Linked DNA regions of Mus musculus: region 1 is linked to region 2. The links are chromatin loops, found by intact Hi-C in ENCODE. Cell type or tissue: heart. All regions are shown on one strand. Links, peaks and the distances in the headings refer to the core of each region. The heading gives the core; the rest is flanking DNA. Region 1 holds the start of Map10 (microtubule-associated protein 10). Region 2 holds the start of Ntpcr (nucleoside-triphosphatase, cancer-related).

The links. Peaks named below come from ENCODE experiments on the same cell type or tissue, not always from the same donor. Only the 100,000 strongest peaks of a DNase experiment are listed, where the experiment ranks them.
Region 1: it touches region 2 in a loop (2.0-fold over the local background); 5 of 42 quality-filtered maps call a loop at or near these places.

The regions. Positions count from the first base shown.
Region 1 is chr8:125,668,006-125,673,378 of GRCm38, forward strand. Map10 (microtubule-associated protein 10) reads left to right here and starts at 1,813. Exons shown (of 1, transcript NM_028908.3): 1 at 1,813-5,360. The coding sequence starts at 1,865. The coding sequence ends at 4,540. In heart, for the core only: a CTCF peak has its summit at 2,105; DNase peaks (open chromatin) are centred at 1,317 and 1,926; H3K4me3 peaks cover 1,413 bases; H3K27ac peaks cover 1,367 bases.
Region 2 is chr8:125,731,902-125,737,274 of GRCm38, forward strand. Ntpcr (nucleoside-triphosphatase, cancer-related) reads left to right here and starts at 2,302. Exons shown (of 5, transcript NM_025636.5): 1 at 2,302-2,448; 2 at 4,167-4,329. The coding sequence starts at 2,415. In heart, for the core only: no CTCF peak of the experiment used is centred there; a DNase peak (open chromatin) is centred at 2,370; H3K4me3 peaks cover 1,181 bases; H3K27ac peaks cover 2,191 bases.

The DNA.
Region 1 (5,373 bases), core at 144-5,143, 64 kb before region 2:
CTGAAATTGGGTTGTGGAGGCACACAGACCTGTAAATATAACCCATCTCTGCAGGTTGGGCCAAGCTAGGTTTGGGGGCTGATGCCTGTGATCCTAGCACTGGAGGCTGTGATGGGTGGATCACAAGATCAAACCTGGGTGGCAAAGGAGACCCTGCTGTCTCAAAGACAAACAAACATCAGGCTGATTTTCCTACAGAATAAACTGTTTACTGCTGTAGTGAATTCTACAGAATAAACCTCCAGAGAGGCCCTGAATTTGCCTCTCTGCTGTTGAGTGTTTGATGGTCTTTGTTCCCTGAGCCATGTTTTTGACATGGATGCTGCTAGTTTTCCACACTTAACTAAAGACAGGAAGATCTAACATCTATTGCAGCTTGAACACTTGTTGCTATGCAACCTAACTGATGAGGTTACCAAGAGGACTAAGACCAACAAGAAGCTGGTAAGAACCCAGCATATTTTGGTGCCTGTGGAGGGTGGAGCATCACAGCTGATAGTTGGTCACCTGCTTCCCTCCTTCCCTTGATGGTGTAACTGAGGGAGCCAGGACTATATGACTGCATATGTGTTTTTCTACTCTATCCTTGTGACTGTGCTACCATCCTGACAGTGAGACAGTGACGTGTGTGTGTGTGTGTGTGTGTGTGTGTGTGTGTGTGTGTGTGTGAGAGAGAGAGAGAGAGAGAGAGAGAGAGAAGCACAAGGGTTGTGTCTGCCTCAGAATCACCCACAACATGAGACCAACACAACGTGTCTTTGTGAGCTCTGACTTAGATCAAATAAATAGGAAGGGAGACTCCTGATCTGCGTCTTATATGAGAGACCAGGGTTGGGAATCTTCGAGACACCCTGGAAGTTGTGGAGCTTCTGAACTTGGATCTGAGATGTAAAATCGTAAAATGGGCTGGTGCTAAATTCCTCTGTGCGTAGCTTGTGCACTACAGATCTCCAGTGGCAGACACTACTTTCACTCACCGCTCCTCCCAGACATATGTACCAATGCCATTTGCCTACTAACTGAACCAATCACTTCTTCCGCTCTCATGGCGGTGGTACTGGAGATTGTATGCAGTGAACAAGCACTCTTCCACTGAGCTGCACCTCCAGCCCTGACCCATCATTTTCAATACCTTAGGATAGTACATGATCCCTCTCCCCCGGCCCCTCATATTATATAGTAAAGACCCGAAGCTAGTGGGTTCCCATCCGTAGGGAATTCTGCATCAACTAACATAACAGAGTCTTTTTGAAGACACACCAGGGTGGTCAGATGTCAGGGTGGGAGGTGAGGGCTCTGGTGGGTGTTAGGGTGCACTGTCCCAATACACTGAGAGTTCCCCTACACCTGGGCGATGCAAGGTGGTCACGATGGAAGCTGAGGTCAAACCTCCTGAGGCTTCAAGAAGCCACAAGTCCGGTGAGGGCAGGATGGCCTACTAGTGGTCATTGTGTGAGAGGACAAAGAGAGGAAGGAGCCGGTGACAGAAGCTACAGCCTCTGACAGATGCACAGCAACCACAAAAAAGGTTGACTTGAGCAGTGGTCAGCAGGCTCTGAGGCCTAAATGGGCAGGGCGGCCCATTTACTTCCGGTACGTGATCCCTAAAGACGTAGGACCTGCGGTGATGAAATATAAAATAGAAATTATATTCATTTATATAAAATTTAGAGAGAGTGCTGCTTGAGCGCGTCTACTCCCTCAGCATCACGCAGCTGCTCCGACAAAACCCCATAGGCAAAAGAACTCCCAAGAGCACTCGGGGCCGGAAGTCAAGTCTCGCGAGGGCGCGGCCGGTCACGTGACCCTCGCTCCCGCTTCCGGTTGGCGGAGCGAGCTGGCGGCGTCGCCCGGGGCAACAGCAATGGCGACCACGGCGGCCGGGCGGCTCTTCTCGCTGGAGCTGCTCGTGGACTGGGTGCGGCTGGAGACCGGGCTGTCGCCGTGCGCCGCGAGCCCGGCTGTGGCGTTTCGCCTGCTGGACTTCCCGCCGCTGCTCGTCTTCCCGCCGGCCGCTCCTGGCCCGGAGCCCCAGCGCGGCGCCATCAGCTTCGGGCGCGGCAAGGCCTGCCTACTGCGCCTGCACCCTGCCGCCCTGCGGCGCCCGCGTCTGCGCGCAGCCCTGCTGCAACTGCCCGTGGGCCCGACTTCTGCGCCCGGCCTGGTGGGAGCTTGCGACATCCTGCTGGTCCCCTCCCTGGGCCAGCGAGGTGTATTCGCCCTGCGCGGGCCAGAGGCCGAGCGTGTTGGGGAGCTGGCGCTCTTCTATCGCCTGACCGAACTGGGACGCTTTTCCCCGGGGGTTCCGCAGCTGCGAGGCCCTCTGAGCCCTGCTTGTATCCTGGACTCCGAAGCCCTGGAGGTGTCAGAGCCAAGAACCGAGGAGACCTCGAAGCCATGCACCAAAGGCATCTCTGCCAGATGTCTACAGTGTGTCTCAAATGCACGCCTTCTGGAGGGCTCAGAGCCATGTGCCAAGGATACCAACAGCTGGTCTGCAGGGGACTCAGACGCCTCAGTTGTCCAGAAGTCCTGGGAAGAAGCGGTCTTACACAGTAAGGCTAGCTCTGGGGACATGGCTTCTGCCCCTTGTTCACCCGCTCCCAGTGGGAAAACTGTCAGTTCTGTCAGTCAGGATGTCACAGAACTGGACTTTGAAACCAACACATTTTGCCCTCCTCCACTGTATTACACTCACCTGACTCAGGAAAAGACTCCTTCAGCCAGGGTTGAAATCACTATTGAGCCTCAGAGAAATGAACCTGAGGATCTAGATGACATTTTTCCCGAAACAAAACTCGTAAGTCCTCCCTTAAGGCCAGTGAAACATACAAGAGCTGCAGTGCAGGAGAGCCCTCCTGTGCTTCCAAATCTTCCTCAGACTCAGGGTCCAGGAGAAGCGAACGAAGCTCCGTGTCCTCCTCAGATTGAACAAAGTCCAGTCAATGCTATAAGACAGCTGCCACTATTGAATGCTTTATTGATTGAGCTGTCCTTGCTGTGCAACCAGCCCGTGGCAAGCCCCACCCAGGTGCATCCCCATTTAGCCTGGTTGTACAGAGGTGAAGACAAGGGGCCAGACCCTTCCACCAAGTCCACATCCCCGTCGGAATCAAAGAGCAACAAGCTTTCTGTGCGAGAAAATGAAAAGTTGGTGAATCCCCAGTCTAAAAAGAACCCTAAAGGAAAACATCCAAAGATCGGTGGCAGCCCCCCACCAAAGGTTACAAAGGGGAGGCTGCTGTATGGCTTAACAAATACACTGAGACTGCGTTTACAGCAGACAAACCCCAACATGCTGGTTGTACATGAAAAGAGAGAACAGTACAGGAGGTCACAGATACAAGCTGTGGGGCCAAAGTTGCGAATCCCCTCCTGGAAAGGGAAGGTGTCAAGCTCAGCAGCAGAAAGCCAGATGTCACCACAGCTGCCCGCAGATACACCAACAGACTCTAATGGGAAACTACCAAGCTTGGCAGTTCAAAGCCAGTTGCCACCACAGCTGCCCGGGGATGAATCTTTAGACTCCATTGGGTCTTTTGAGGAAGGTAGTGATACTTCAATGCAAATCAGGGCAGGCTTTGATGAGTCAAGCACAACTAAAGAAGTGAAACAGAGCCATGCCATGAAACAAGAAATGGTTGACCAGAGTGAAAACAGAACCATTGTCACTGCTCTGAGAGCACCCGTGAGCCCTGCAGGCTCTGTCACCCCAGAAAGATCTCTTCGATCAAATAGTTTCGGGGGAAACTGGAAAAACAAAGTCCCAAGCCCAGGGCTTTCCCTACAGGAACCTACTGTTGACAAAACTGTGGATGAGGGGAAAGATGGTAGGCAAGTCAAAGCCATAAGTGCTGCTGATACAAGTGAAAATAGACCAACCAGTAGAAAAAGTTCATGCGAGAGCATCTCAGAACTACTGTATCGGGATGGGTTCACCAGCCCTTGTTATTCTGAAGATTTCTGCACAACTGAGAATAACAGCAGAAGTCTGCCGGCTCCCGACAGCAGCACAGGGGTAGAACATGTGCAAAAGGGTTCACGGGCAAGCAAGTCAAGTGAGGCAAGGCTGTCCACAAGGAAAAACAGCAGTGACTCGAGTTCTGTGCTCACCCCTCCCTTTTCTGCTGGCTCACCAGTGTGTTCTCATAAAAGATCCCGTGCACTGAAGATTCATGATAGTCTGGAGGAAGCATCCAGTCTCTCTACCAGTGACTTTTCATCACAGTGGACAAATGAAAAGGAAAACCAGGCAGATCCAGGTAGTTCAAAAGTCATGAGGAAAGGACGGGACAGCTCCACTAAACTTAAAGTAAGAGCTGGTCACAAGTCATCTGAGAAGAGCCAGTCACCAAGGACATCTCAAGTGAGTTCTTACGAGCCATCAAATTTGTCTGAGCTAGAACTCAAGGCCATAGATGACAGTGACTTAGCTGATTTCCAAGAAGAAGAAGATGGCCTTGGTTCATTGCGCATCTCCAGACAGTGCAAAGACATCTGCGAGTTAGTAATAAATAAACTTCCAGGATACACAGTGTGAAAGTATGCTATTTTAAAAAACTAGTTCTATAGCTGCTGGGTGCTGTTACTGCAGAGTTGTAATAACTCACACATAACCTTAGTATGTATGTGGTAGTTCTTAAGAAATGTAAATAGTTTATCATTGATGTTTCTTACCCTACAAACTGATTATACTCTGAAGTCACTGTTAGGCTTAGGAGTGATTCCTTTGTAAAATGCTTAAGATTAAATGTCTATACTCTCCAATCATACCTGTCTTGAAGAAAAGATTATTCTTAAGTTGGCATTTCATGTACCATTGTAAAAAGAAGGGCTTGCTAATAAGTTTAGCACCAATTCTTAATGGGAATAAATCTTGCAACAGATGGATGTGTTAGAGCTTGAGACCCCAAAATGTATTTGTGATCTACCCCTGCCGCTAAGAGCTTTTGGTTTACAGACTTTCATAACATTCTGATCTTTTATTACTTACTCTCCCTTTTCTCTTACTTGATGAACACTTATTTGAGCTTATGTTTTTTGATAAGAGAATCTGTCCTGTTTTACACACCAATATTATTTTGGTTTTTATGAAGTTGCTGAACAAATGCCTTAGCATTTAAAAAGCCTACCATAGGCTGTAGTACTAACACTAACAAGAAGGATGGAAACTTCCTAATAGAGACATGTTTGAGTAGTGCTTTACTTTTGCTGAGTATAAACACCTTTCAAGTGTTCTCACGGTTAGGGTTTGGAGAGAACAAAATGAGGCTTTATCCTCATGTATTTCCACAAATAGGAGCTTGATTTACGGTTAAATACTTCTGTGTATTTAATAAACACTTGTGTTTTCAGGTTGTTTGGTGTTTATTT
Region 2 (5,373 bases), core at 189-5,188:
CTGATTAGATGGAATGACAAAGTCTTGCACACACAAGGATTGAGGTTCAATCCCCCAGAATCCATATTAGAAAGTCAGATGCAGTGTTGTGCACTTATAATCCCAAGCCTGGGGAAGCAGACACAGGAAGATTCCCTACTTGGCAAGCTCCAGGCCAGCGAGAGACTGTCTCAAAAACAAGGTAGATGGTTCCCTAGGGACACCAGAGGCTGTCCTGTGGCTTTTGTACACACAATTACATATATGCATGAACACACACACACACACACACACACACACACACGAGTCAAGATAACCAAATTTGAAATCAGTATTGTACTCACTTGCTGTGACCCTTTGATGCTAATTTACTACATATAAATCATTGAAACTATGTTGTTATTTCGTGGAAATTGTACCAAGTGAGCACTCATTCAATGAATTATCATATAGTGAACATACTACTGTCATCTCATTTTTTTTCTTTTAATGGATGAAGGATTTCCATCTAACTTGTTTTGGGGGCGAATGACTGTAATCCCAACACTGAGGAAGCTGAGGCAGGAGAAGCTTGAGCTAACCTGGGCTACAGAAAAGATCCTGTCTTAAAAAGAGAGAAGGAGAGGAAGAGGGAGAGTGCCCAAGGCCAAGCAGATCGATGTAGACATTTTCTTTGTTTCCTCCGGTATTGATTCTCTATGTCGATTCTGTCTCTGAGCTACCGAAAACAACCCAACTCCCAGAACGCCTTACAATTCCAGTCCCCTTGCCAGCGATGGAAAATTCTAGAGGGTTAATATTTAAAATGAATATTCTGGATACAAGAAGCACTTAGGATTCTATACATGTTGTCTCTCTGTGTAAGGTTCTCCCATGGGTTTGCTTTGCTTACATCAGCCATTCTCTGAGTCCATGCAGGTGCAAGATGCGGAAGGCAAGTTACCCATTGGGATAAGAAGTAATAATACTCCATTAGAGTAACACAGGGCTATAAACAACACTGAGATGACAGTGGCAGGTGTGGCTTGCCAATCTTTTTAGGTGATTTAAACAGCAGGAAACTGAGCTGTTAAACTGGCATATATTGCCTGCTGAAAGGAGTCCAAAAATGTGTGTGTGTGTGTGTGTGTGTGTGTGTGTGTGTGTGTGTGTGAATGTGTGTATGTATATTACATTCGCAAACCAATTAAAGGTAAGGATTCCTGGAAATGGCTTTCTCATCCAGAATGGAGGGTGACTGAGCACAAGCCCAACTGCACGCATGCTCGACTAGAAGGGTCTACAGGTACATCGCGGGCAAAAGCCACTGCCACTTCATTTGCTGGTGGAATGAGTCTCGAGGCTAACTGAGGTAAGGATCCACTTTCTCTGGGTAAGGCAGTTGTGGGTTGATAGACAAGTGTGGAGGTATGGAGCAGAGATGAGGGATTCGGTGCATGGCTGGGGATAGGAAGTCCGCCTGCATCAGAGGTCTGCAACGTGGGCAAGCTTGAAAACCTCCTGCAAACAGGTTCAAGTTCTCCGGACCAATGCCAGTTACTCCAGTCTAAAGGAGGCCATCGCTTTGGGCCAAGCTGCTGTGTGAGCCCCTAGCAGTCCAGATCGGGCCAAAATGGAATCAAGGCACTATCACTAAGATGACCATCAAACTGGCTTTGAAAAAACTGTTTTGGGCTAGTTTCCCCCGAGCATGGGCGTCCCAGTCAGCTGAATGAAGTCAGTGAGGAAGTTCTTTTTCAGCAATGGAAGGGGAGAACTCTGCGGAGAGAAGCCTCGCTTTTGCTCTTGTTTCTGCTTTCCACAACTCTTTCTGCCGTTTCTGCCGCTCAGGTCAGGTCACTGGAAGCTCCTTCTACTTCCAGGTTGCAATAAAAAAGCTTAATCAGATCTTTAGACTCTTACTACCTTGTCTCAGATATTCATCTCGGGAGGTGGAGGCCAGGATAAATTGAGGTTAGCTGTTCTCCAGCTGACTGCTCCGCAGCCAAGTGAACATTGTACACGGAGTTCAAATCCCACCAACGGCTGCTCCTTCAAGGAGGGTTTCTATTGCTACATAGGAGCTCACTTGCAGCCTGAGGTGAGGGTCTCAGGGACAGAACTCAGATACTTAAGTAGCAACGGCCAAGTATCTGGAATTTCCACGAATGCATCCGTGCAGACACCTCACGTGAGTCTGGCACATAGGACTGTTCCCAGACCTTACAGCCAGCCACTGCCACATAGCACCAGGAGTAGGGAAGAATGCGCGTGCGCCTTGTGTGTCGGGAAGGGGGGGGGGGGAGCGTTGGAAACGCATGCGCGACCACGGGGCGGGGCGGTGCTTTCCCTGCCGACAGGGGCGTGGCCTTCAGCGTAAGGGGTGGAGCCTGGCCGCCCATTCTGACCCCCGACCGCCCCGCTCTGGACCACCCCGCACCCAGACCCCCACGCACATGTCGCGGCACGTGTTCCTCACCGGGCCTCCAGGTGACCCAGAGCCTGCGGGACTTGGCGGGGAGGTAGAGCGCCTGGACCTCTGTCCGGTCTCCGGCCTGGCTTGGTGTATCGCAACCCGGCGAGAGGGAAGGCCAGGAGGACTGGGGAGCACCGGTTACATGTCCCCAAGGACCGGTTGTCACCCGGGTCTCGCGCCACTGAGGCCCAGGTGTACTCTGTAGACTTTAGAGTCAGTTGAACAGGCAGAGGCTTTGGGGAGGAGCAGGGGGCCGCAGTTGGAGGCGCGCCGGCCTTGCACAGCATGCCCTGCATTTGAAATCAGGGTGCAGTTGGGTCCCCAGCTTCCTGCTGTAGGGTTCACCCGGAGCCATCATCAATACCTATGTTCATAAGAGGTTTAGTGAACACCGGACTCACAGGCTTTCCCCTCCTCCCCGAGGAGAACCTGGGAGTACTGTCAGTCCCGGATTTGCACCTCTACACCCCTGCCTCCTGTCTCAAGAGTTAGTAATGCTTCGCCCCTTGCGCTACAGGCCCCACTCCAGTGTGTCTCACTAACATCCCAAAGGGTTTGGCTTTCTAAGCCCCTCTCCAGCAAGTTAGCGAGACTTTTAAAAAGAAAGCACCCTTTGTCAGCACCACTGCCTCTCAGCCTCTTCCTAAATATTGACCAGCATCTGTAAGTCATCTCAGAGGGGGCTTTGCTCAGCTGGTTTTTTTTTTTTTTGGTTTGGTTTTTGAGACAGGGTTTCTCTGTGTAGCCCTGGCTGTCTTGGAACTCACTCTGTAGACCAGGCTGGCCCCAACTCAGAAATCCACCTGCCTCTGCCTACCAAGTGCTGGGATTAAAGGCATGGGCCACCACTGTCTGGCTTGCTCAGCTGTTTTTAACATAACAATCCCTGTGAGGAGATAGCCTCTGGGTCAAGAGCTCTTGGGCTGCTGTGTGTTGTCTGTTTGGAAATACGGATATATGGAGTTTGAAAGTTGCATTTATTTACGTATGTGAGTGTGTGCGCAGGTGTGGAGGTCAGAGGACAACTTTGAGGAGTTGGTTCTTGTTGCCCCATTGAGCCGTCTTGCTGGCCCATAAATATACTCCCCTCCCCTTATAATAAAAGTGCTGCCTGCTTGGTATGAGAGCTAAAGTGAAATGTTAAAGTGACAGGCTTTTTGTTGGTGGTGGGGTGTGTGTATGTGTGCAGTGTTTGGGATGTAAATAATAAAAGACAAAAAGCGGGGGTAGCCCCAGGGAACTCCACCCTCAGGAGCTAAGTGTGGGACCTTTGTTCCTTATTGTTCTAGGCCACAAACATCTGCTGTTGGCACATACATACTTTTGCTTAAAATCCATAAGGATTATGCTGCAACCCTCTGGCCCACCACCACTGACCCACCTTCACAGCCAGGCTTCATGCCCTATAAAGGCTTAACGACCTCCCCACACAGTACCATCTGCCTGATCAGACACAAGAGTGGCTGGAGGGATGCTTTAGATTTAAACCAGAACAGAGGGTAAATCTAGGAGTGAAGGAGGTCCCAGATATGTCCTGGGACTGCATTAGAAGTAAGTAAACTTCATGCCGCCGCCTGCCTCTGCTGGGGTGGAAAATCCCTCACACCTGGAGCAATCTGGCAGGCAGTGACATTTGCAGCCCGTCCTGTTTGCAGCTATTGCTTTTTTGCAGGCCAGATGGGCTTGACAAGGTAAAACTTCTTGACCCCTCTTCTTCCTTTGTCTCTTTCAGGGGTTGGCAAAACAACCTTGATCCAGAAAGCCATCGAGGTCCTGCAGTCCTCCGGGCTGCCCGTGGATGGATTTTACACACAAGAAGTCAGGCAGGAAGGGAAGAGGATAGGATTCGATGTCGTCACCCTGTCTGGTGCCCAGGGGCCTCTGTCCAGAGTTGGGTACTGGTGTTTTGTTTCTGCAGGGGTGGGGGTGGGGTGTCTCTAGCCTGGCCTCTGTACTTCTTGGGAACATTTCTTCTCTGTATGAGTGCATGTGGTCCATGGGTCTGTGCAGAGGCCAAACGGGGACATCTGATGTCCTGCTCTGTGGCTCTCTTCCCTGAGACAAGGAGTCTCCCAGTACCTGGAGTTCCATGGTGGCCAGCCCTGGAAGTGTCATGGGCAAGCCTCAATCACTAAGCTATACCCCCAGCTCTCTGTTTAATTTTAACCTTAGTTTTGATACAAGGTCTTGCTATGTATGGAACTCACAGAGATCCACCCGCCTTTGCTTCCTAGTACTAAGATGTGTGCACCACCATGCCCAGCAACCCCTTGCTTACTTTTTATTTTGAGAAAGTCTAAGTTGCCCAATGGCCCCTAAGCTTTTTGTTCTCTTGCCTTCACTTGCTTCAGCCTCCTGACTAGTTAGAACGATGACAGGAGACCTGCCACATTGGGCTCAGCTCTTGTGCTGTGGTGTGTGCACTCACTGGAGAGACCTCACTGTTAATACTGCATCTTAGCGAGGGTTTTACTGCTGTGAACAGACACCATGACCAAGACAACTCTTATGAGGACAACATCTAATTGGGGCTGGTTTATACATTCAGAGGTTCAGTCCATTATCATCAAGGTAGGAACATGGCAGCATCCAGGCAGGCATGGTGCAGGAGGAGCTGAGAGTTCTACCTCTTCATCTGATGGCTGCTAGCAGAATATTGGCTTCCAGGCAGCTAGGGTGAGGGTATAAAAGCCCACTCCCACAGTGACACACCTACACCAACAAGGCCACACCTCCAAATAGTGTCACTCCCTGGGCCAAACATATACAAACCATCACACACTGCAAGACTGAATTTGGCCAGAGTGGTGCTGACATTCAGAGAGGGCCTGGTTTCAGGAGAGAAACCACAGTGAGTCCAACCTTGTACACTCTCTCCTTTTATATGGGGATTGTTAAGGGTGTGTGCAGAGAGCAAGTGGGTCAGCAGAACAGACCAA